6 separate regions of the Mus musculus genome follow, and all the other regions are linked to region 4. A link is a loop called in an ENCODE intact Hi-C map of the cell type or tissue named here. Cell type or tissue: left cerebral cortex. All regions are shown on one strand.

What was found. Hi-C counts contacts between places; a loop is a spot of excess contacts. Peaks named below come from ENCODE experiments on the same cell type or tissue, not always from the same donor. Only the 100,000 strongest peaks of a DNase experiment are listed, where the experiment ranks them.
Region 1: it touches region 4 in a loop (4-fold over the local background); 2 of 42 quality-filtered maps call a loop at or near these places.
Region 2: it touches region 4 in a loop (5-fold over the local background); 2 of 42 quality-filtered maps call a loop at or near these places.
Region 3: it touches region 4 in a loop (9-fold over the local background); 2 of 42 quality-filtered maps call a loop at or near these places.
Region 5: it touches region 4 in a loop (3-fold over the local background); 2 of 42 quality-filtered maps call a loop at or near these places.
Region 6: a loop joins it to region 4, with 10 times the contacts of the local background. A loop is called at or near these places in 4 of 42 quality-filtered maps.

What each region holds. Positions count from the first base shown.
Region 1 is chr7:131,967,602-131,971,601 of GRCm38, forward strand. All of the region lies in intron 1 of Gpr26 (G protein-coupled receptor 26), which reads left to right. Among named protein-coding and RNA genes, the nearest start is that of Gpr26, 3.1 kb to the left of the region's middle. In left cerebral cortex, no CTCF peak of the experiment used is centred here; DNase peaks (open chromatin) are centred at 612, 1,823, 2,073, 2,866 and 1 more place; H3K4me3 peaks cover 3,654 bases; H3K27ac peaks cover 2,975 bases.
Region 2 is chr7:132,169,624-132,173,623 of GRCm38, forward strand. No RefSeq gene overlaps it. Among named protein-coding and RNA genes, the nearest start is that of Cpxm2, 17 kb to the left of the region's middle. In left cerebral cortex, no CTCF peak of the experiment used is centred here; DNase peaks (open chromatin) are centred at 2,416 and 2,774; H3K27ac peaks cover 1,172 bases.
Region 3 is chr7:131,897,106-131,901,105 of GRCm38, forward strand. No RefSeq gene overlaps it. Among named protein-coding and RNA genes, the nearest start is that of Gm34725, 65 kb to the right of the region's middle. In left cerebral cortex, CTCF peaks have their summits at 356 and 2,402 (motif pointing right); DNase peaks (open chromatin) are centred at 378, 1,615, 1,881, 2,455 and 1 more place; H3K27ac peaks cover 765 bases.
Region 4 is chr7:132,066,092-132,070,091 of GRCm38, forward strand. The region is part of intron 7 of Cpxm2 (carboxypeptidase X 2 (M14 family)); the gene reads right to left. Among named protein-coding and RNA genes, the nearest start is that of Cpxm2, 87 kb to the right of the region's middle. In left cerebral cortex, a CTCF peak has its summit at 1,948; DNase peaks (open chromatin) are centred at 1,351, 2,020 and 2,805; H3K27ac peaks cover 1,093 bases.
Region 5 is chr7:131,906,239-131,910,238 of GRCm38, forward strand. No RefSeq gene overlaps it. Among named protein-coding and RNA genes, the nearest start is that of Gm34725, 55 kb to the right of the region's middle. In left cerebral cortex, a CTCF peak has its summit at 2,221 (motif pointing left); DNase peaks (open chromatin) are centred at 741 and 3,636; H3K27ac peaks cover 701 bases.
Region 6 is chr7:132,207,466-132,211,465 of GRCm38, forward strand. No RefSeq gene overlaps it. Among named protein-coding and RNA genes, the nearest start is that of Cpxm2, 55 kb to the left of the region's middle. In left cerebral cortex, no CTCF peak of the experiment used is centred here; DNase peaks (open chromatin) are centred at 264, 1,706 and 2,030; H3K27ac peaks cover 1,359 bases.

The DNA.
Region 1 (4,000 bases), 98 kb before region 4:
GCCCTGACCCAAGACTCTGAGCACTTGGTATTGAGTTAGGAAGGTCCCAGCATCCCGGGAGATCCCCTTTCTGCATCAATGGCATTAAGCACGGGTGGAATAGCAGATCCTGTTTAAACGGGTGCCTAGAGCTTCACTTTCTGAAACATGGGACTGAAACCCCAGCCAGAACATCTTGTTACCCTTATACTCTGGGCAGTGAACTCTGTTCACTTTTCGAAGCTTGAAAGTGGTTTGGATCTGAGAGGGGTATCTAGAGGATTGGAAAACCCTTAAGAACTCTTCAAATGGTGGGTGTTATTCCTCTGGGTCTTTGCAGTCCTGGGTGTGGTGCCACCTGGATCTCCTCGCATGAGTCCTCATTAAACAGAATCCATAGCACCTTCTCCCAGTGATGAGCTCTGAGGGCCCCAGTTCTTCTTGCCTTCCTAGAAGGTTCAGTCCATCGTTTTCTAGACTTGGAACCTCAAGGTCCCTTAAAGAATTTGTATCTCAGGTTTCTGAAACCAAGCCTGCCCACCACTTCCATTCTGTTGACTTGCTATTTCTTTGGAGAAGAAGGAGGGAGGCAAATGGAAAGATGGACTGGGAACCTCCGTGGTCCTTAGTGTTCCTTAGGGAGAAGAGGAGGAAACTGTCAATCGGGCTGTTCTGAGCTCACCTCATCTTTCCTCTTGAGACTAGGACATCAAGAGGGAGGGTGCTTCTGTGGCCTCTGCCAGTTTATATACATTAAAAGCAGACTCCCTCTCTGCTGCCTGGGACTTAGGAGTCCACTTGACACAGAAGATACAGCACACAGGGAGCAATAGTGATGGACAGTTAGGCTTCAATGTGTGAGCAGAGCCCCAGGATGTGGGGAGCCTTGGGGAATGGAATGTAGACCCCAATGTATATTCACCCTCCAGGGCACAGTGGACAGACTGAGCAAAAGCCTTTGTGAAGCTTCCCTGCCTTGAGCAATGTCACTATGCTGAATGTTACTCTACCCGCTCATCAGAAGGGCATGGCTGAGTGTGTCTACTGCCACCCCCTGAGCACACATTCAAGATGACATGGTGGTCCAGTCTTTCCCAAATAAAATCTTCCCCACAGAAGCTTAAACCAAATGTGCTTACATCAGCTCTCTCAGCAATGGTCTGTGCAGTTTAGTCATTTCAGGAGAGAGTCTGAAGCCACACTTGTAGAAACATTCCCGTTCATTGTCCTTCACTTTAGAAGGGGCTGGGGCTGGGTCCGGGTCCGGTTCTGGTTCTGGTTCTGGGGCTAGTTCTGGGTTTGGGACTGGAACCGGGACTGGGGCTACTGCTGGGGCTGGGGCTGGGTTTGAGGCTAGAACTGAGGCTGGGGCTGGGGCTGGGGCTGGGGTTGGGGCTGGGGCTGGGGCTGGGGCTGGGGCTGGGGCTGGGGCTGGGGCTGGGGCTGGGGCTGGGGCTGGGGCTGGGGCTGGGGCAGTTTGTGAGGATGCATGGATGTGTTAGCGCTTGCAGACTTGAACAAGTCCTAGAAAGCCCCCTCATGTCTAGCCTCCCAATGGAGGGAAAGAAAGGCTGAGCCAGGAGAGGAGCCCATTGTATTTAGAGCAATGCAAAGTCCACCACCAGCTCTCAGCCCACCAGAGAGGAGGGTGGAGGCCACTTTGAATTCTATTTAGAGACAGGGACTTCCTCTGCTCCTGCCAGTCTGACTTCAGGTCAGAACTACAGTGAGTTATCTGGGTGGTCTCCTAAGCAGGGACAGATACTAAGCAGAATCCATGTCTTTGTCACCTCTGCAGAGAACCTTGCCTCTAAACCGCGGGCTGTTTGGAGGAGTCCCAGCTTCTAGACCCCCACCCCACCCTGAGGAGCAGCTCCATTAGGTCACAGAGCCCCAGACTCCTTAGTGAGCACAAACTGTCTTCCCAGAGGCCTCAAGCAGGAGTGGGGTCGGGGAGCAGGGGTGGACCTCACAGAACAGGACAGCTAGTCCACAGGGGACTCCATGACAGCTGATCCTCAGGCTGCCACTTTGGTGGTACAGATGAGAAGACATGGTTCTATCTCTAAGGGCTGCTGTGAAGTCCTTCCCCGCCTCAGCTCTGGATATCCTTTGGTGCTATAAGCCTATGTTATGCTATGCAGTCTTTTGGTGTCAGTCCAGGACAGTAGTCTATGGACAGTCAAAACAGCAAGTGGAGTCTTAGCTCACTGGAAGTCATCTCAGCTACCCCTCTTACCTCGGGACTTCGCTGGAAGAGATGTGGTTTGGTACCCTTTGTTAGGGTGGCAGAGATAGCTGCTTTTCCTGCAGTACTGAATAGCAAGCTTTGCCTCTTTGCTATAAGCAACCCCTAAACGTCAGGAACCTTCCTTTTTCTAAATCTGAGATCCAGAGTGGCATCTTTCATTTCTGTTGTTCTAAGGTTTCCCAAGTCACTTCCTTTAGGAAGCAGGTGGCACTTGCCTGGTCCATATGCAAATCTCAACTCTCCTGGTGCCTGCTATTCAGTTCTCCCAGCCAAAGCTTTGGACAGGGTCTAATTACAACCTGTGGCTAGCAACCTCCTTGTGGGGTCTAACAACTCTTTCACAGAGGTCACCCAAGACCATCAGAAAACTCAGATATTTACATTTTGATTCATAACAGTAGCAAAATTACAGTTATGAAATAGTAATGAAAATAATTTGTGGTTGAGGGTCACCACAATATGAGGAACGGTATTCAAGGGTCACAGCATGAGGAAAGTTGAAAACCACTGCTCCAGTTAAACCTCTTCTGCTGCTGCCAGGGACAGCCAAGCAGACCAGGCTCAGTGGTGCCGCTGTAGTGCCTTCTTTTTCCAGCCCGGCCCAGGCTCATTACCTCAGACAGATGGCTTCCCCAAGATAAGCTGTTGGTGACAGAGTCTCTCTAACAAGCTGAATGGGAAGTTCCTCCCAGTGTATAGGGGTTTCTCTCTACCACCTCAGCTTCCTGTGAAACATGGCCACAGGGACTGGCTGAGGGCTGGCTCTGCCTCTTCAGGATGTCAGAGGTTGGCTGAAGGGTCAGACTCTCTCTGTGCCCTTGACTTTACAGAGACAGAGGTCGCTCCAGAAACGGAGGCATGTGATGAGCTCTAGAAAGTAGCTTACACCCAAATCTGTCCGTAAGGTTTATAGAGCAACCAGGCAGACAGAGGCTCACAGACTGTGTAGATGCTTAGAGGTTCTAAATTTGGTTTAAAGACTGTTATGTGAAATGCATTCTAATCCCCCTGTCTTGGCAGATATACCTCCTAAAAGTGGGGTTCAAACTTAGGGTTTTAGGCTCCTTTGGGGGCTAGTTTTATCTGACCAAGTGTTTCTGCTTGACTGCTCCATCCCTGACTCCACCCACGGGTGCTTCTCTTGAGCCATGTGCATATGCACGGCAGCTTACTTTTGGGCATGGTACCGGGGCTCTGATGAATTTTGGAAGCAGAATCAAGGCATTTGGACAAGGAATCTTTGCTCTAGTAGAGAATGGATGACGGGCGTAGCTCCAGCCCTAACCTGCAGGGCTCAGAGCAGGGACCACTCTTCGCTAGCTCTGAGAGGGGGCCACGGCTAGTGTGTGCATCCTAACTGCAAACTCAGGGCTCTTTCTCATCACCAGTCATCTCATCTCATGTCTTTTTATTTTTTTATTTTATTTTATTTTATTTTATTTTATTTTGATTTTGATTTTTCGAGACAGGGTTTCTCTGTATAGCCCTGGCTGTCCTGGAACTCACTTTGTAGACTAGGCTGGCCTCGAACTCAAAAATCCGCCTGCCTCTGCCTCCCAAGTGCTGGGATTAAAGGTGTGCGCCACCACACCCAGCTCATCTCATGTCTTAAATGCCAGAAAGCCAACATGGGCCAAGCCAGTGAGGGCTCCAAGTGTGGGCTCTGGAAGGACCATGGTCATCTGAGATTGTTGAGGACTCAGGAGCTGCTGTTACTGGGACCGAATGAGTGCATCCCCCTGACAGCCAGAGAACCTGCCTGCTTGGTCT
Region 2 (4,000 bases), 100 kb after region 4:
CATCATGTGGTTCTGATATTGCCTAATTGCTGGGCTGTGCAAAGCCTCCAGCCTCTCTCTCTCTCTCCCTCTCTCTCCCTCTCTCTCTCTCTCTCTCTCATTTAGTCTTTGTTGACAATTCCCCAAATGCAGGAGGTTAACAATCAGCCCTCAACATCAGAAGCATGACTCAGACGGAAAACCAATAAAAGCTCCCCAAGGGACGTCTTTAAACAAGTCACTCTGGTCTCATAGAATAAGCCAGAAAAGATGAAACATAAGTGACTGACTGAATCCATGCTGCTCTCCTCCCACCCCCACCCCCAGCCTGTTCTTTGAAAGCAGAAGCCATGCAGTGGATGGTCGGGGGCTTGCCCAGTGTCTGGGAGAGGAATCCTCATGTGCTCACCCACAGGATTACCTCTGGAGGCCAGATAGGGGCATACGTTAATACTTACCCGCTTTGACTGGTCTCTCACATCTCAGGCCACACCCTCCATAGGATCCTGCAAAGGATACTTCCTATTTCTTCTAGTTTCTGGCCTTCACGGGTTCTCCTAGTCATGGCCACTTGCCTCCAAGCCCTACCTTCTCTTCACCCAGCTTTGCTTCTGTGTGGCATTCTGCATACAAGGCTGGGCAATAGTCAGCTTTTATCCCTTTTCTAATAAAGACTTCAGTCAGATGAAGCCTAATGACTTCATCCTTACTTAATGACATCACCAAAGACTCTCTTCCTGAGGACTGTTACACTTGCAGACACCAAGGCATATATCTTCAGCACATCTTTTTAAAAGAACACAATTCAAGCCACGACAGGCAGAAGTTTCTTCTGTGTCCGAAGTGATGGCTTTCTTCCTAGCACTGTATTTAATAAGCACATAAGGACAGCTACTAAGTCCTGGGCACTGCAGCCCCCAACAAACAGGTGAGCAGGCTCCCACCATGAACAATGCCACGGGAATAGCTTGAGCCCACCGGGTGGGTTCCTGTCATCGTCTTGACCATCAGTGAAGTTCCACAGGAAACAGCAATGAAAAAGCCAAGTCCACGTCATGAGTATCAAGCAAAGAGGCCTTGAGCAGGAAGGATCTTTCCAAGAGTCCAGAGAGGAGAGTCCTCCATCTCCAGGACTCCTCAAATGGCTCTGCTGAATGGACATAGAGGATGGCAAGAGACCGTGGGGAGACCTCAGGTCACACAAAGCACTTACTTAGGTGTTACCAGGAAGGCAAGACTCCTCCGGGGTATCTGTGAACCCCATTCCTAGGTGTCATTCACTGAACACCATTCCCATGACACCCAGTAGCCTACAGAGGGGAAATGCATGCATCCATTGAATTTACAGCTCTCTCCCTGAGTCCTGTGACTTGCAAAGGAGACTGCTCTGGTACTGTGCTCAAACATCAAGGCCCCAGTCTGCAGACAGGCCATCATGAGACATAGCACAAGAAGCAGGGAAAGGCTGAGCTGATGACCATGCCACCCTGATGGTCAGAGACTGTTTTTTTTTTACATGGGATGCCCTCTTTGTTTCTGTAATTGTTACCTTTGTATCACTGTAACTAAAACACCCGACAAAAGCAGCAAAAAAAGAGGCAAGATTTACTTCAGCTCATGGTTTCAGAGGGCTCTGTTCCTGGTCACATGACCGCATACAGATTATCAGGGTCTAGCAGCAGGAACCTGTGGTATGAGAGCTTCTTTACCTCACAGCAGACAGGAAGCAGAGAAAGAGAGAGAAGGGGCCAGGGACATGACACCACCAAGGATCCAATCCCAATGACCTACTTCCTTCAGCTAGGCCTGCTGCCTCTTAACGTTTCAAAACCTCCTCTGAGCTGGGAACCAAGTGTTCAACACAGGAGCCTAGAGGAGGCATTTCGCACTGAAACTCTATCAAATGCTCACACAAGACTCGCCAGTTGAGGAAGGCTCAAGAACACGAGGCCAAACATGCCCATCTTCTATGCTGTGAGCATTCCGAAGGAAATTAACTAGAGCTGCCCTAAGCTTCATCCTCAAGACTCCCAGGGTCTAGGCAAGTCTCCACCCACTGAATTGTCCAAGGTCACTTTGCCTCTTTGACGTAACATGAGGGCACGCAAGTTCCTGATGCGCTGGAATGTTGTTTCAGTTTGATTCATGACTATGGAGTTTGACAGAAGCTTCCTGGAAGATTCGGGATTGGCTTTGTGTACATGTAAAATAAAAGAGGCAATGAGTGTATTTTTAGCTAAGCATGACTGACAGCTATGTTTATTAAGATAGGAGCAATTACGCCCTTGCTGTTATAAGTTATACACAGATCTGCCAAAGGAACGGTGCTTTGTCTAAATGTGGAGTTTCAGGATAGATAAGAAGAAAAAAAGAATCCTCACACTCCAAATAGCATTTGGTGAATGACAGGGTAAGACACAGTTTCTTCTATTTCTTATTCTTTTCCTGATCATCTCTTGAGTAGTACTGACTTCGTCAAAGAGCACTGGATCATTGCTTCATAAATGTGTTTATGTGTGTAGGTGGGTCTGTGGATGCAGCCAAATGAATGTATGCATGTGTGTTTGATCCCTTATTCCCACAAAGGGAATTAAAGGTGGCTAACAGAGCTAAATAATAAAAATTTCCTAGATTTTTTTTCCTTCTGGGTGAAGAAATCAGGGCAAGTGAGACGGAAAATGAGGAATAAAAATAGAAGAAAAGAATGAGAGGGAAGTGGGTGGAAGACAGGAAAGAAAGAGAGGGAGAGGGGGAGGAGCGAGAAAAAAAATGAGGAGAGGAAATGGTGAACAAAAGCTTCTGTTTCCATGGTGACCAGAAGCTCCAGGTCCATGGAGACAAAGCCCTGGAAGATGCTGAGGACAGACTGTTAACCTGATGCCTGCCGTGGGCGTCTTTGCAGCATGGGTCCAGTTCAGGAGGCAGCCCATCCTGTCCTCTAGAAACTGTTTCTAGCCCAAATACCACACAACTCCGTGATCTGGGGCTACAACTGATTCACCAGGGTGGACACTGGTCGATTAGGCTAAAAGCATCTCTTCCCTGAGAATCCAGAGTGCATCCTGAAGGGCAGTACCTGATGACTTGGCCCAAGGCATGGCACATATAAGCTTGGGGGGAGGGGCTCTGGGGGAAATCTAACATGCTTTATGGATGGGGGAAGGGAGAGGGTGAATGCTGTCAAACTGAAGGTCAAACTGGTGCTTGCCAAGGTCACCTGTAGACTCTATGAGGTTAAACCTACTTCTTGGTCAGTCTCCCAGGAGAGCACTTCAACACTGGCTTCTTTCTGAACACACTTCTATTTTATATTCTGGGATTGCAGATGCCTGGGTTCTGTCAGCATTCCCTGGCCATTGCTGGGATTTGCACATCTGTACATATCAGTGCTGGCTTGTAGTTGGCTGTCGTGTTCTCATTCCATCCATGCCTGTGGCTTTAAATGACGTGCACATAGATGTTTGCTCGTATGGCTGTCAAGCTCAGCTCTTCCTCTGAGCTGTCAATTCCATTGCCACACATTCCATATATTCCTGGAATCCCCACCTCACCCCCGTGGCAGACACTCAATAAGTATTGCTTTGAAAACCAATCACAAAAAAATACAATGGAAGACTGTGGCTTAGTTAGGAATTTGTTGCTGTGAACAGACACCATGACCACAACAAGTCTTACAAAGGAAAACATTGACGGTTCAGAGGTTTAGTCCATTATCGTCATGGTGGGAAGCATGGGGAACGTGCAGGCAGAGATGGTGTCAGAGAGGTAACTGAGAGTTCTACATCTGGATGAGAAGGTTGAAGAGACAGTAAGCCACTAGGCCTGGCTTAAACTTATGAAACCTCGTAGCCCACCCATCAGTGACACACTTCCTCCGACAAAGCCACACCTACTCCAGCAAGGCCACGCCTCCTAACATTGCCACTCCCTAGGGGCTTAAGAGGGCCATTTTTATTCAAATCACTGCAGAATCAGAAGGGAGTCCACGAATATTTCAGTTTCTAGTTTGGGTTGCTTAGGA
Region 3 (4,000 bases), 170 kb before region 4:
TACCATCTATCTATCTATCTATCTATCTATCTATCTATCATCTATCTATCTATCTATCTATCTATCTATCTATCATCTATATGTGATTTATCTATCTCTACCTGCCTATCTATCTTCTTCCTCTACATCATTTGTCTATCATCTATCTATCTATCTATCTATCTATCTATCTATCTATCTATCTATCTATTTTAGAAAATGACTACAAAGGGTTAGAGTGCAAAGAGGCTTGAGAAACAGTGAAGCCACCTTATCCAGAAGTCAGAGGCCATGGTACAGTGCCTTCTGCTTCTCCTTACAGGGAGTTCTGTGAAACCAGCTAGAAAGTCCTCCAGGACCTCGGCTGTCAGCAAGATGACCACTGAGGGGAGCCCTTGAACCATCAACCATGAATGTTATTGTCCTAGTTTCAGGTCGTAGTCCCACAGCCGCTTGGATTTGTGGCTGTCCTTACACCTGATGTCCTTGAGTTTGCCTATGATGCAGCACGTCTCCTTTCTCCAGGTGCAGGACCAGAGTGGACAACCCAAGGTAGAGGAGCTGGGCTCTGCCACACAATTCCTGTGTGACTCTGAGCAAGCCATACATTCTCTCTGGGGCTGTCTTCTTATGCCAGTCAGGATCCTTGGGAAGGGGCAAACAGAACTGGCTCTGACCAGCTGAAACTTTTTGGGGCAAATGCCAAGGATGACAGAGATGGAGCAAATCAGGAAAGAGCAGAGAGGGGCTGACAGCCAAGACCCAACAAGGTCGTCTCAACGGAGATGCCTTGCTTGTTCTCACTGCCTGGCTAGCTGCTGTCCCTGCTGAAGAACTCTGGAACAACCCTGCCCTCTTTGATCCTGCTTCTCTGAGACCCCCATCAGGGTTCCTGTCCTGGTTGAGGTTGCCTGGCTTCAGAATCTGTACATGGATGGTTCTAGAAACAAGCCAGCTCCCAGGTGGGAAGGGCTTTGGACCTGATAACTACATGGGACCAATATTTGTCACACTCCTTACCTGTGCAGTTAGCTCTAGGCTAGCCTAGCTTGAAGAGCAGCAATAGCAGCAGAAGTGAGGACAGCAATGTACCTGATGTCATGTCCTTGGTGATCCTGTAGTTCACACCACGTATCAAACATTGGCCACAGTCCCTGATGGTCATTAACTCACCAAACACTCAAGAAACTCCAAACATAAATCTGATCATGTTATGGACAAAGAAAGTGGGTGTGGTGGTCTGTTTTCTTTTACTATACTGAAATACCCAAAGCTGTGTCATGCCTAAGAAAAGAGGTTTATTTAGTCAGGGGTGTGGTGCTGGCTCACTTTTGCTTCAGCTCTGAGTGAGAACCCTACAGTGGGAAAGTAAAAGGGGAGCTGTGAATGCCCACCACAGGCTTGTGTTTGAACACTCAACCCTGGCAGATGGTGCCATTTGGGAAGGTTGTGGGGTCTTTAGGAGGTAGGGCCTTACCGGAGAAAATGTCTCAGGGGGAATGAGGTATGTATTCAGGTTTACAGTCAGGCTCAGCTTCCAGCTCCAGTTTCTGCTTCTGCTGCATAGTCTGTGGAGATGTTAGAAACCATGCCACAAGTTCCTACCAGTGTGGAACGCAGGAGCCAGCTGCTACGCCATCCCTGCTGTGAATCTATGAGCCACGTAAGTCTCTCTACCTTAAGTGGCATCTTCTCAGGTGTTTGGTCACAACATTAAGAAATGTAACTAGTGCAGAACCTCAGAGGACTTTGGGATGTCAGTGGAACTACAAACCCTCTTAGTTATCTCTAAGGGGAGATGAATTCCCCAGACTCCAGACCCTACCTCAGGAAGGTTCCATTGCCTCTTAGTGGCACTTCAATGGAGACCAAACTTCCAACACAAGCCTCTGAGTTCACACTTAGACTGCATCTATACTTAGCAGAGAGTTGAAATTATATCTCCAAGGTCATGCGCCTAGTGAGAGGCATTAGGGATAATTCCAACGCAGGCATTTGGTTCTCTTAACCCTATATTAGACTGCTACTTTGGGTACAGAGACCCTCGCTACCCCAAAACCCCACTGAAGGGCGAGCATGAGTCAGCGTGGGGCATACATACACACACACACACACACACACACACACACACACACACACACACACACATATATAGTCTCTAGGGTTTAAAATCTTTTCTGTCTGCTAAGGTGAGGCATCCTGATTTTCTGAACAAAAGAAACATCAAGAAATGTTAGACAAACACAACTGCGTCTGAGGGAGAGAAGTAACATTTCATCTTCAGACATTACACCAAGAAGTCTGTGAAATGAGAAAAGCCAACCAACATTCACTTTCAAAGCCCTTCAGGGCCTCTGACAAAAACTCCTCAGGCTTTCTGAGGAAGTTGGCAGTGGAGCGTCTTTACAAGAGATTCACCACTTGGGGGCAGACTGGGCCTTGTGGAGAATATCAAGTTTGGGCTTGAGAAGTGTCTCAGCCTAAAAAAAAAAGAAAGAAAGAAAAGCAGGCTGTTTGCAGCCTGGCCAGGATGCGTGGCTCCAGGGACCAGAACTGTATTTTTATCTGCTGCTCATTTTTAGCAATCTGGTAGAAGTCTTCTTTTTTGACACACAAAAGGAGTTGGCTGCCTTTTGCAAGAAGGAGTCCCTGTTTAGGAGAATGGTCTATGGCTGGAGCTGCTCCTCTCAAGTTTGTCACCAGAGCTGTGCCCTTAGGGAGATCACGTCCCTCTTCCTCCTCCTTGCAAGCATAGCTCTGCATTGCCTCTGGTAGGCCAAATGCCTTCCTGCTTCTCAGCTAAGCTGGACAGCTTTGTCATGGTGATAGACCCTGGGCTCCTACAGCTACCCATCATGCTTTGGGCTGGGCTGAGGACCTCCCATTTGGGCAAATGGGGATGAGTATTAGGTAACATACTCACCCTCTCATGCCTGTCCCCCCCAATAAGCTGACTGGGCCTAACATGAGGTGGATGTATGCCTGAAGATGTTCCTGGCAGGCATTTGCTCTGCTCTAGGCCATTCCTAGAACTTTGGTTCCATCTGGGGTCCAGCCCTGAGAAGGGCAAGATCTCATTTAGAGGAAGAGCTCAGCTCCCACAATGCCTCCTTCCTTCCCAGCTCTAGACCCTGGTACGTATGGGCTCCTAGTTGCCACCCACTCAGGTTCCAGTAAGGACCACAGCATGGCAGGGTGGAAAGCTGTGCTTTCCTGCCCCCCAAGCTTTGCATGAGAATCTTTCGGGTCCCTGGGGTCTGGTGAGTTGAGTGAGTGAAGTAAGGCTGTGTGCCATGTGCCTCATGGCCTAACTTACACACCTTGCTATGTGTGCCTTTCCCTCAGGGATGCAGGATTTGTTTGTTTTACCGTGGATATTCTTAGAAAGATTATAGCTGGCTCCAGTAAGGCAATAGGCCCTGGGGGAACTGCAGGGAACAGAGCAGGACTAGCATTCCATAAAGTGTCCCAGGGATGACACTACCCACAGTGGGTTGGACCATCTCATATCAACCATTAATCAAGAAAATGATCTACAGACATGTCCATGTCTGATGGAGGCAATTCCTCAGCTGAGGTTCCCTCTTTGTAAGTGACTAGTTTGTGACAAGTTGACAAAAGCTAAATAGAAGACTGTTACAAGAACCCTCAACAGGGCTCTAATATATGGACCTGGAGGCATGTCCTTCCTTCAAAGTCATCAAATGCCTACTATGGGTGGTCCCAGCCACTGCCTGTGGGAAGCTTAGAGAGCCAAGGACCTAGTACAGTTGCTATACTATGGCTTGGTCTAGAATGTAAGAGAATTGAGGGGAAGATTGTGCTGTGCTTTAAATGTTCCCCTTGCTCTTTCCACTTAAAAGAAGTACATATTAGATTCATTTGGTAAGAAGGATTCCTAAGTGAGGAAAGGCCCCACCAGACTGGTCTGTGGGAAAGTCTGTGTGGGTGGTACCACTTCTGGGCTGGTAGTCTTGAGATGCATAAGAAAGCAAGCTGAGCAAGCCATGGGGAGCAAGCC
Region 4 (4,000 bases):
ACAGCTGCGACAAGGCAGATGTGAAGACTGCTGACTCACCAGTACAGCGAGTCTATGGAGGGTTCATGAGACTTGGGGTTCTGTTGATAAAGGGATACTTGACCAGTGAATGGAAGTGCTTCTTTTAAAAAAATTGTTTAAAGCAGAAGATGAAAAGTTTTCTTCTATCCTCTGAAGAAACTACCTCTAAGCCAATGAAAGTGAAATTCCCCATGGAAAGAAGAGGGAAGAAAGCATGGTGAAGACCATCCATGGGTCAGGACTTTGGTTATCTGGACTGCCAGGCCTACTACTTTGCCTGGATTCCCACCATCACCACCTGTCCTCATGCACAGGCTGACCACACAGCATGGGGGTAGACTCAGCTCATTTCCCTCCTCATGGCCCAATGTCCCTGGTTATCCTCAGTCACCACGTACATTAATACTGCCAGCCAGTGATTCTACAACTCCTGATTCCTCCTTAACTGTTGTTTACCTGCACCATATTAAACAACAGCCACCCTGCAGCTCCTGAACATCTGGGGTGTGCCATATCATGTCTCAAAACAAAGATAAGATACACGTTCCTGGGAATCCTATACCTTTCCTACCGGAGAGGGGCAAGCCATTGCTCAACAAGAGCATGCCACACCCTACCTTAAATATACCTACCAGCTATATTTTGGTTCAGGTCAACTATCCTCCTCAGAAATGCCTCTCTTATACCCCAATCCCAAAAGTTCCTTTCCTAGGAGTCGTGGCTGAACTTCCTAGCCTTCCTTCCACATAGGGAGGGAACACAGCTCACGTAGGAACTGTCTTCTTTCCCAGCACCCACCTGATACCTTTGCTCCCTCCCTTTTATTCTTGCTGGCCTCCTTGTTTGGACAGAGACAATCAGTCTTCATCCCTCTCTGTCTGCTAAAGTCTGTCAACAATCCAGATGTCAACTGGTCCCCAGTTATGGCCGAAGCTTCTGGCAGCCATGAGCAAGCAACTCATCTGTCCCCATCCCATTTGTCATTAAGCACAGGTATGCTAAATTTCAGATTATAGACTTGTGGTAAGTGACAGGGCCATGGTCCCTATCATTCCAAGTAAAGGAGATGAAAACAAATGTATATTTAAACAAGCAACCAGGGGGTTATAAATACACACACTAGGAATGCCTCCAATGTTCTCTTGGCACAATTCTCTCTGCCTCAAAGTATGGGTGTTTGGATAGATTTCACCTGCTTCTCTGCCTTCCCCACCTCTTGCCCCTTCTCTCTGCCTGGAACATAAGCCATGTAGCTCAGTGCTCTAAAGGCATAAGCTGCATGGGAGTGACCCACACTCTCATCGCTGTCCTCTTACAGCGTGATGAGTGTCTCCACTCTTTTTTTGGTTCCTTCTTATTGCTGCGTCTCATTTTATTGTTGGCTATAAATGTCTCTTTCAGTAGTAGGCTAAGCCAACTATCCTCTCTGAGGTAGAAATATTTCGACAGCCACCTAGAAGACTCCATAGAGGGAGAGGGCTGGCAATTCTGTCTTCTCATCCAGCCCCAAGAACCAGCGATCTACATGCCAATGGCTTCTGGTCTGAGTACTCAACTGGGACTGAGAAATGCTCCCTGGACAGTTTCCAACTCAGTGATTTTGGGCAGTAAGACTTCAGAGGTGACTCAGAGTGGCTGTAATGGTGACCCTGAGCTCTGCCATCTCCTGAGTGGTGGTCATCATAGCCACCTCATATATAAAGCACATACTGCTAGCTCTCCCCAGAGGGCCCCAGGGATGCACGTGGGATAGCAAGGTCTCCGTCGCAGGGACTCTGAGCAGTCAGCTCACTTAGCATACACCTGAAGCTCACTGTGCCAACTAAACTGATACTTGTCTCACTGCTGGGTGTGAAGAGATGCCTTGGGACACCCATCGAGCAAGGCTATGTTAACCCACCAGGGCTCCTGAAGACAGAATGGTGGGCAGAGCCATAAAAATACCCCGAGAAAGTGGAGCAGCAGGCATGAGTCACCAACCTCACGTCCAAGCACATTATCTCTGTTTTTGAAGAGCAAGACAGTAAGAGGAGTTCTTTAGCACATCCCACTTCTATGTCTGTGCTGACAGGTGTCTGGAAGCCGTGCGTATCTCAAGTTAAATGACAGTGGCACAAGCCAGGCATGCTCATTCCATGGAACTGAAGGTCAGCCTGATAACTGATCTCAGAAACACCTCCAGCCTTTGTTCTGGGCAGCTGGCTCTGTCTGTCAGCCCACAAGACCTCCCTCTGAGGGACATTAACTAGTCTTTGGTGAGTCCTTACTTGCCAATGTAATCCTGAGGTTATTTCTGCATATCATCTTTAGTCACATACTTTCCAGCACACTGTTGTAGACCGCTGTCTTCTGAGCATTACCAGCCACCATTGTCTTCAACAGAGCAGCTATGATTACTTGTCAGAGACCCTCAAGTTCCAGCCCATGGACCGTTGACCTCCCCTCATAGGAGGAAGGAGCAGGGCCATTGGACTGTTCTCTGAGAGCCCAGCCATTTCTTCCTGTGCCTCCCTGTCAGGTGAGTGTAATTTTATTCTAACTGCATGTGGCCCTGTCTTGAAGGTACCGGGTTATACAGAAAGCAGAAGGTTAAGTGAAGCTGTTGGAGGACCCTGCCTCCACAGCTATGAAGAAATTGTCATTCATTCTGGGCTGAAGCTTCCTGTTGAAGCAGCTGCTTTAATATCACCTACATTCCTGTAAGTAACCCCTAACTCATAATTTGTACGGAAGCCTAATAAACTCTTTGCTTTAGCAAGTTGGATGTCAGTGAAAACAAACTCTGTCGTTGGTACTTTATCTGAGGGGAACAGACTTTTGTCTACCCAGGAAACACGCAATGCACATAACTGGGTGTGAATGAGGCCCGGGGCTTCTGAGACAATGAACCGAGTTCAGGTGCTGCTGGCCCTTTGGCCTTCTTAGGGGTGTGTTGTAGCCAGCACACACAGGCTGACACAGCTCAGAGTTACTGAGACTCAGGGTCAGTCTGAGAAAACCATACTTGATCACCAATTCCTGCTACCTGGACTCAGATTCCTAACAATGCCAATCATGGGTTCTGAGGCCTGGCTGTAGAGAAGCATGGGACAACTTCTTGAACACTTCCACTAAGATTTCCACTTCACTGTGTCTGAGGTGGCTCACATATAGATATTTTATAAATCTTCCAGGTCACACATGTCATGATGCAACTCACAGACCATGTGAAGCTTAAGAAGAAGAAAGACCAAAGTGTGGATGCTCCCATCCTACTTAGAAGGGGGAACAAAATAATCACAGGATGTAGAGGGAAGAAAGGACCTTGGAAGGAGAGAGGAGGAAGAGGGAAAGGGGGGGGGTGCAGGATCAGGTATGGGAAGAGACAGGAGAGAAGTACAGAGGGCCAGGAAATTGAACAGAAATATGTAGCAGTGGTGGATTGGGGAGCTGGGGGTAGCCACTAGTAAAGCCCAGATGCCAGGGAAGCAAGAGGTTTCCAGGACCCAATAGGGATGACATTAGCCAAAACACCCAACAAAGGGGAGATAGAACCTGAGTAGACCGTCTCCAGGAGATAGGCACAGCCCCCAATCGAGGGATGGGGCCACATAACCATCTCAAAAGGAAATGCAGGGACAAAAACATGGAGCAGAGAGTGAAGGAAATGCCATCTAGAGACCACCCCACCTAGGGATTCATCCCATCTGCAGACACCAAACCCCAACACTATTGCTAATGCCAAGAAATGTTTGCTGATGGGAGCCTGGTATAGCTGTCCCCTGAGAGGCTTTGCCAGCACCTGAACAATACAGATGTGGATGCTCACAGCCAACCATCCAACTGAGCCCAGGGACCCCAATGGAGGAGTTAGGGGAAGAACTGAAGGAGGTGAAGGGAAATTGCAACCCCATAGGAAGAACAACAATATCAACTAACTGGCTCCCCCCCCCACACACACACAGCAAAGCTCCCAGGGTCTAAACCACTAACCAAAGAG
Region 5 (4,000 bases), 160 kb before region 4:
GGAATTTCAGATGCCTGCTCCACACAAGCGAGCCGGAAACAGGAGGAGCTAGGCTCTGGATGAGGATGAGGTCCACAGAAAGTGCCAACGAGGAAGGCTTTGGGGAACTAGTGTGTGGCGACTGTAGAAAATTCAACGGTTCCCTCCACTTCTGCGATAGCAGGTTTGAAAGAGAAGCTACCTCTGCAGTTTCTACAGAAAGCTTACCACCTCCCTAAGACTGGAACATCTAGAAAGCACTGTGACTACGCGTCTCGACACCAGGATAACCAGTCAATTAGCAATGTCAGCATCAGAACTAAGAGAGCCAATAGAACCACTTCCCAGATGCCTGAAGGGCAGGACCTGAGGTGCTGAGTGGCCCTGGCCCCTGCCATTTGTGCCCTTCGCTCACCAGAAGCCACTCTGGCTCCTGCTTCCATGGAGCTCTGGCTCCTGGGCCTCTGGAGCCAAAGTACTCAGAGTGCTTCCAGGAACTGCTATTGCCCAACATCAATTTTATACCACACTGCTGCTAAAAGCGCCTGCCGCTGGGAATTATCCAACACAAGACCGACACTTAGAAAAGTCTACCAAAAAAATAAGATAAAGGGTAAAAGTGCCCAGCGTGGAAAGCTACTTAGTCTATGTATTTTTCTTCTCCCCTCCCTCCTTCCAAACGTTCCCCTTCTCTCTCTCCATTCCTTCCTTCTGCCACTTGCACATCCAGGGAACATTTTAATTTTGGAAAGAAATGAGAAGTGAGCCAACCAGTCTGTGAAGTGAGTTTGGAGTGTGGGAGGGTCGGGTTGGAAGGAGACGACTCAGTTCCTGCTTGGGGTAGGTCGTTCTGTAGAAGCCTCTGGAAACCCTGTAAGCACAGCAGCAGTGGCCCTGAGGGCGGCCTTGGAGAGTGTCTGGATGCTGAGAGATACAGGGACTCAAGGGTCACCATAGACAGGGCCAGTGAGCCTCAAGCTTTAGACAAGGGTAGAGGCAGAATCTGCCATTATTCCAGAAAGCTATTCAACCAGGTGGCACTATGTCAATGAATCCTCATCTGAGACTTTTAAAACACGTGACAGGTAAATCTTTGTATGCGTGTGTGTGTGTGTGTGTGTGTGTGTGTGTGTGTGTGTGTGGTGTGGGTTCAGGTGCATGTCTGTGTGCATGCATACACACACCAGAGGCCAATCTTAGGCATTTTTTTCCTCAGATGCCATTTGACTTGCTTTTTGAAAACAAGTCTCTAACTGGCCTGGAACTGGACGAGTAGGCTAGGCTGACTGGTGCACGTGCCCCAGGGGTCTGCCAGTCTCTACTTCCCCAGTGCTGGGGTGACAATAATGTACCACCACACCCAGCTTGTTGTTTTGTTTTGTTTTGTTTTGTTTTGTTTATGTAGGTGCTAGGGATTGAGCTCAGACCCTCACACTTCCATGGCAAACAATCTACCAACTGAGCTATCTCCTCAGATCTGGGTAGGCCTTAAGATTGATATTTTGATAGCATGGGGTAGAGTCCCGGATGATAGAAGTAAACTTGAAAGTAAATTCCCTTAGGTCCCCTGGAATAGAAGTTGGTGGGGTGATCAAAGTACATGAAACTCTACTACTTTATAAATTGAAAAATACAATTAAAACATAAGAACGGGGCTGGATAAATGGCTCAGCCATTAAGAGCACTGGTTGCTCTTTCAGAGGTTATGAGTTCAATTCCCAGCAACCACATGGTGGCTCACAAACATCTGTAATGGGATTTGATGTACTCTTCTTGTGTGGCAGCAACAGCATGCTCATATACATTAAATAAATGAATGAATGAATGAATGAATGAATAAATAAATAAATAAATAAATAAAATAACAAGTTAAAAATGAATAGCGGTAGCTTCCATGGGTAGAGAATGCAGCATCCAGAAGTTAGAGGCTTTTAAACAAGTGCCAGGTATAAGATACCTTTGTAGTTATTGGCTGGGAAGGTCCCAGAGGCCTCCAGAAGAATTCACACTACCGCCATTACCATCAATTATCTTCTGGAACTAGATGGTAAGGCCCTATTGCTCAAAATACCTCACAGATTGGTTATAGAACACAAAGAAATCAAAATAGAACTGGATTGGAAATTCCCTCCTTGCTGACTTGCGTTGATAGTGCCAGAAGGTGCTATGTAAGCCACCGTAGGAGGAAATGCAAAAGTAGGTCAGCTAACCATACCCAGGTGTGCTACAATACTGCCCCCCACAGGCAGTACATGGTCACTGCAACAATAATGGCATGACTATTTGTGGGATAACCAGTTACTTTGTGTCTGAACTTGAGATCCTCTTCATACAAGGGAAGACATAACTAACGCATTACAAACGTGGTCAAAGGATAATGACTGGAAGATCACAGACACATCAAACTGCCTTCTAAGTATTCACCTTTATGCCCGTAGCCTAGTCCTACTCTCACTCCAGGGCAGAAGAGGAGAGCTAATGCAGAGACTTTTATCTGGTCAAAGTACTAAGGACACGTGATTGACATGAGCTCAGGCTTACGTGGATTATCTGTATCCCCACCCCCCAGGTCCAGGGACTACTACAGAAGAGATGGTAGAAGGAATTTTGAGCCAGAGGATAGGAGGAGTGTCACAATGCACTGTCATCCAGATAGGACGTAGCCATTGCAACCATGAACACACAGCGACTATGAACACTTGCACAGAAGCAGGCCCTCCCGTATGCTACTGTGGATGGAAGAGGTAACCATGAGATGCTAACGGTTCCTGAGGAGCTGATGGCTGCTAATGGATGTTGGAAGAGGGTGTGTCACTTTCTCCAGAGGTGTAGCCAAAAGGGTGGGTTGGGATGGGGGTGGGGTGCTCTAGGTGGAAGAAGGATAAAAGGAAAGGAGATACCAAGCATCTAAGTTAGGGTTTTACTGCTGTGAACAGGCACCATGACCAAGGCAAGTCTCAAAAGGACAACATTTAATTGGGGCTAGCTTACATGTTTAGAGTTTCAGTCTATAATCAAGGTGGGAGCAAGGCAGCATCCAGGTAGGCATGGTGCAGGAGGAGCTGAGAGGTCTACATCTTCATCTGAAGGCTGCTAGCAGAATACTGACTTCCAGGCAGCTGGGATGAGGGTCTTAAAGCCTACACCCACAGTGACACACCTACTCCAAAAAAACCACACCTTCTAATAGTGCCACTCCCTGGGCTGAGCACATACAAAGCATCACAGCGAGATACAGAAGAGTAATGGAGGAGAATATAACCACAATGCACCGTGTGTGTGTGTGTGTGTGTGTGTGTGTGTGTGTGTGTGTGTATGACTTTAAAAAGTAAAAAAAAAAGTAAAAGCTGTCCTAGTGAGAAACTGAGGGTAAAGTGGAATTAGACAGAAGCTTTGGACAATGAGAGAGGAGCCTTGGGTCATCTGGACAGGGGCATTCTGAGGTTAGATAGAAGGGCAGCTGTGCCAGCAAAGATTCCTATGTTCTGGCTACCTTATTCAGGGATGACAGAGCCTGGCTGTCTGCCAGTGCTGTCCCTCTGCTGCCGGCCAGGCATCCTGCCTCCCAGATCAGCTGTGCTTGCTGTTGTAATTAAACAGTTTACAGAAGCTGATGAAACAGGCGTGCCAAAAGCAAGAGTTGTTTCCATGAAAACTAAGTTTAGTTCTTTGGAAAAAAGCTTGTTCTGTAAATGGAAGTCGCTAAAAATACTCTCTGAAATGGGTGTGGGCGGGATGATTTTAAAAGCCTGGAGAGAGTCATATATGTTTAAAAATACCTGCCCCTGCTTGAGTTCTCCCTTATTTTAAAGATCGAAATTGGAAATTATAGACAATTTTCAGAGCAAGGATTATATAAGAAAAATGACTGGGAATTCATAACAAAGGCTTTATTCTCGAAGGAAGGCTTCCGTTAAGCCAACGAACGACGTGGGTCTTAAATTAAGATAAAATGCTTAATGTACCATGATGATGTGTTTAAGGAGAATTAGACAAAATCAGAAAGGGTCATTTCTCATTC
Region 6 (4,000 bases), 140 kb after region 4:
GGTTTCTTGCTGTCGAGCCTTTCCTGTCTTCCCAAGGGCAAAACTGCTCAGGTTGAGTCTCCACTATTACCAACAACATTCCCCGTGTTAACAGCATATATTCCAGTCGGAGAACTCAGCGGTGATGTAAACAGTGGTCTCCTTGGCCTTTTGGATCTCAGAAAGCAGAGATTCTAAGTTTAAGTTACTTTGGGGACCCAGATTGCATTAGCCAAAGCCAGCAGAGCCGTAAAAATACCATCTTAGCGTCATCTCAGTAGAAAGCATATTCCTCTAAGTTGAATAAACTTAGCTTATGAAAAACTCATTACATTTCCTTTATGTTCCACATTTAACCTCAGACCAGGGAATGCTTGACTCATTCCTCATGTTTTCCACACAGACCAATGTTTAGAAATTACTTCTCTAAAGTGCATAATGAGAAAAAATTTTTCTGAGATACCATTATGTTAACTTACAAGCAAGTCAATGCCCTACATGTTGGAGGGGCACAAGAAGAGGGATGAGATTTGCAGGCCCAATGCCTGCTGCTTGGACAGTGAACCCCCATCTCACCCCAGCCTTTGATGCCAGCAGTGCTGTTTTTTTTTTTTTTTTTTTTTTGCTCTGATACCCAAGCTCATTCTTCTATGTAGTATCTAGACTACAAGAGTCATTTCTCTTGGTGACAAAGCTGTGGCATGGGCTCGGCTATTCTTCTCGTCACCCCAACCAAGACCAGGGGATGTCCGGCTTGAGGTAGTTAGGAAATAGAGGGAATGTGAAAGGGTGAAGGGCCTCCCTCATTCTTCTGACTTGATTTCCATCCTCAGCTGGCTGACATCTAGTTTTTGTGGTAACTGACCAGACAGCCTGCAAAGGCACTGCATTCTCTTTCCAAGAACTACTATAAAGGACACCGTTAAGAACAGCCTACAGGCCATCCTTAGGTCCACCCTCCTTGTGACTTATGTATAACTACAGATACCCCTGACCATGGTTTTTTGGGGGGAGGGGTTTGCTAGCTCTCCTGCTTCACCCTACATCTTCACAGTGTCCCCCAAAGTCATTCCTCCTCAAGGACAAAATCCTGCTTAGGAGAATAAAAGAAATGTACAACGCATCCTTTCCCTAATAGCTAAGCTCGGAGGCAGACCAAGGAGTTTCAAAGCCCCCAGATCATGTGTACAGGGACTGCTGGGGTGCTTGCATGTGTGCCTCCCCTAACCCGGGCACTTGACTTCTTTAAGTGTATCTTGTCTTCCTGCTTGATCAATAAACTCACTCTGCTCAACTTGGACTCCTCCTAAAGTTATTTTCTGTGAAGGATGTCAAAGACCTGGGTGTGCTCCCGGGGACTCCGGAGGATTCTGGGTGTATGGGCGTATTCCTCTCCTCTGACTGCATGCCTGAAACATTAACCTGTATTTCTTCCCTCTGATGACCCCTCACCTCTCTTTCTTGTTTCTTCCCCTGCCTTCCATGACTCTCCCCCACCCCACATGTACAGCTTTTGCACATGCCCAGAATGCCCCTATGCTTTAGAGCTCCCCCACCGTGTCAGAGTGCCCCCCAGAACATTCTCAGGAACCTCCCTGTCCCCTGAGCTTCCATAACGCGCTCAACCCCACTTGTTTCTCAACCACTTCCAGGCATTTCTGAATCCACCCACTTGCATCCATTGATTGGCAGCTAACACCTACACTGCTCACTATCATAGACACATCAGCTTTATGCCTTCCAGACATGTCCAGTTCAGGGCTGGGGCTGACATAGGGTAAAGCAGTGTTGCCGCTGCCTTCCCTGCAACTCAGCCCACATGCAGGTTGGCTTATAGGAGCCAGGTGAGAGCATCCACTGCTCCGCCTCTCCCAGCTGGGGGAAGCTGCTCTATTATTTTAATGCACATCTCACCCTGATGCATTTATTCTGCAAGTTCTGGTCTCCCTCCAAGCCACTGCCTCTGCCATGCTGGCTGATGCTGTCTATAAACATGACAGTCTGGGGCTATATCGGGATTTTATGAGTCTCTGTGTGAAGCGGATTAAGATTCAGTGTGAAATTCTGCTCCTTTTGAAAACTCCCCTTCCCACTGCTGCCCACCATTCAGTCTCAGCAGCCCTGGCTACCTCAGGGGCTGGATCGCAGTGATCTGTAAGCTGTAGTAGTCACAGCCGATGGAGAACAAGTAGGGACCAGCCACCCTCCCTCTCCTCCAGAGTCACTATTCTTGAAAGCTTATGCTGCTTTTCTTAGTACACAGGCACAGACAGAGGCGGCTAGGCAGTGCCTTCCTTCCTCAAACCTCCACCTCAAGCGAGTGTAAGAGGGTTGGCCAACCGGTTGGCCCTGTCCAGAACTGTCCAAGATTTGGCCTTATGGGTTCCCTGCCTGCGCGAACCAGGATTTATTGGTAGCTAGAAAAAGGTGTCACTTCCAATTAACATTAATCTTAGAGTCAGGAGTCCATGATCTTGGCTTCTAGGGTTCCCAGGTGAGGGAGGGCTGCATGATGCGTGTGAAACCCCAGGGTTCCAGGTACCTGCCCACCTGGATGCTTGGCTCCTTAGGTCATGTCTACAATTTACTCTAAACATGGAAAGAAACTATGGTGGTGGTGGTGGTGGTGGGTCTCTCTCTCTCTCTCTCTCTCTCTCTCTCTCTCTCTCTCTCTCCCTCCCTCCCTTCCCTCCCTCCCTCCCCATCCCCAGAGGTCAGTTCTGCTGAGTAGTGAGGTTGACATGGGACCAGAAAGGAAAGCATGGCCCCCGTGGGAGTCTGTACCTGGAGTCTTGTTACTACTCTTAGTGACTCAGGGCAGAGAAGCAGCCTTGAGGAGAGGGGCTGCAGTTGGGGTCCAAGCTGCGGCTGCCTGCCCTGCTTGGAGACTGATGAGTCCTAGGCCTCCCAATTCAGGGCTCTTTCTGTAGACTGTGGCAAATCACACCCGCCTGGACCATAGCTATTTAAGGGAGGCCAGCTGCTTACTAATGTGGGGATCCTGCCCTTCACTCTGATTGAAACAGAAGTGCGGGAACGGGAATGTGGTCTGCACGGTGACATTTGGCCTACACTTCCCTTCAGCAAGGGCCTGGGAAGCTACACCTGACCCAAATCCTCAGTTTTACCAACCAGCCTCAGCGTGATACTAGGTCTCTATTCTATAGTCACATCGAAAGTGCCCGGGCCCCGCCCCCCATCTTACCTAATCTGGAAAATTCTGCTTAGAAAATTGCACTCTTCTCCCAACCAGCCCTGCAATGCTCTGGAAACTGAGTTTGGGAGGAATCCTCGGTTACTTGGCACCTGGAGCCTGAACCCAGCAGCCCCAGGGAAGCCTGGGAAGAGAGGGGCATCAGCAAGAGCTGGTTTCCATGGAAACAGGACTCCAAGCCTGGGATCCAGAGTCACCTTAGCTGCTCTGAGTAGCCTGTGTGGCTCACACCTGTGCAAGGGGCTCCTGACCATCTATCTAGACCTGGAGGCAACTCTCCCCACAAGGAGCGTGGTCCAGGCTGACCATGGCTGACAGTACCAAGTCTTAGTGTTAGGATCCATTTAGTCCCCACTCTGTCAAACCAACCGGACAGGAGGAGCATCCAAAGAAGGCGCAAGCTACAGAAGATTCCTGTCGACTCTCCCAGCTGGTTCCCAAGAGAGAGGGAGTGAGTTAGGCCTAACTCCATCACCCCCCTCCCCCGCTCTCCACTCGAGAATATGCCCACTGCTCCACTCGAGAATATGCCCACTGCTCCCAGAAAAACACAATATCTCTCTGTTCAACCCTTCTACTGCCCCTGTGCCACGTGCCAGGCCCACAACACCCAACCCTCAGCTGCCCGTGAGCACGCGCCGCTTCCCCAAACTCCACTTCACCTGCTCTGCTTCTTTACAGATGGGAAACAGGTTTCCGTCTACTCATGAGCTCCTAGAGTCCCCGTGTTTTTAAGTTCCCCTTTCACAGCCTATCACAGGAGCCTCCAGACCCTGTCCCTTTCTAGTCTGAAGACATTTCTGGGGT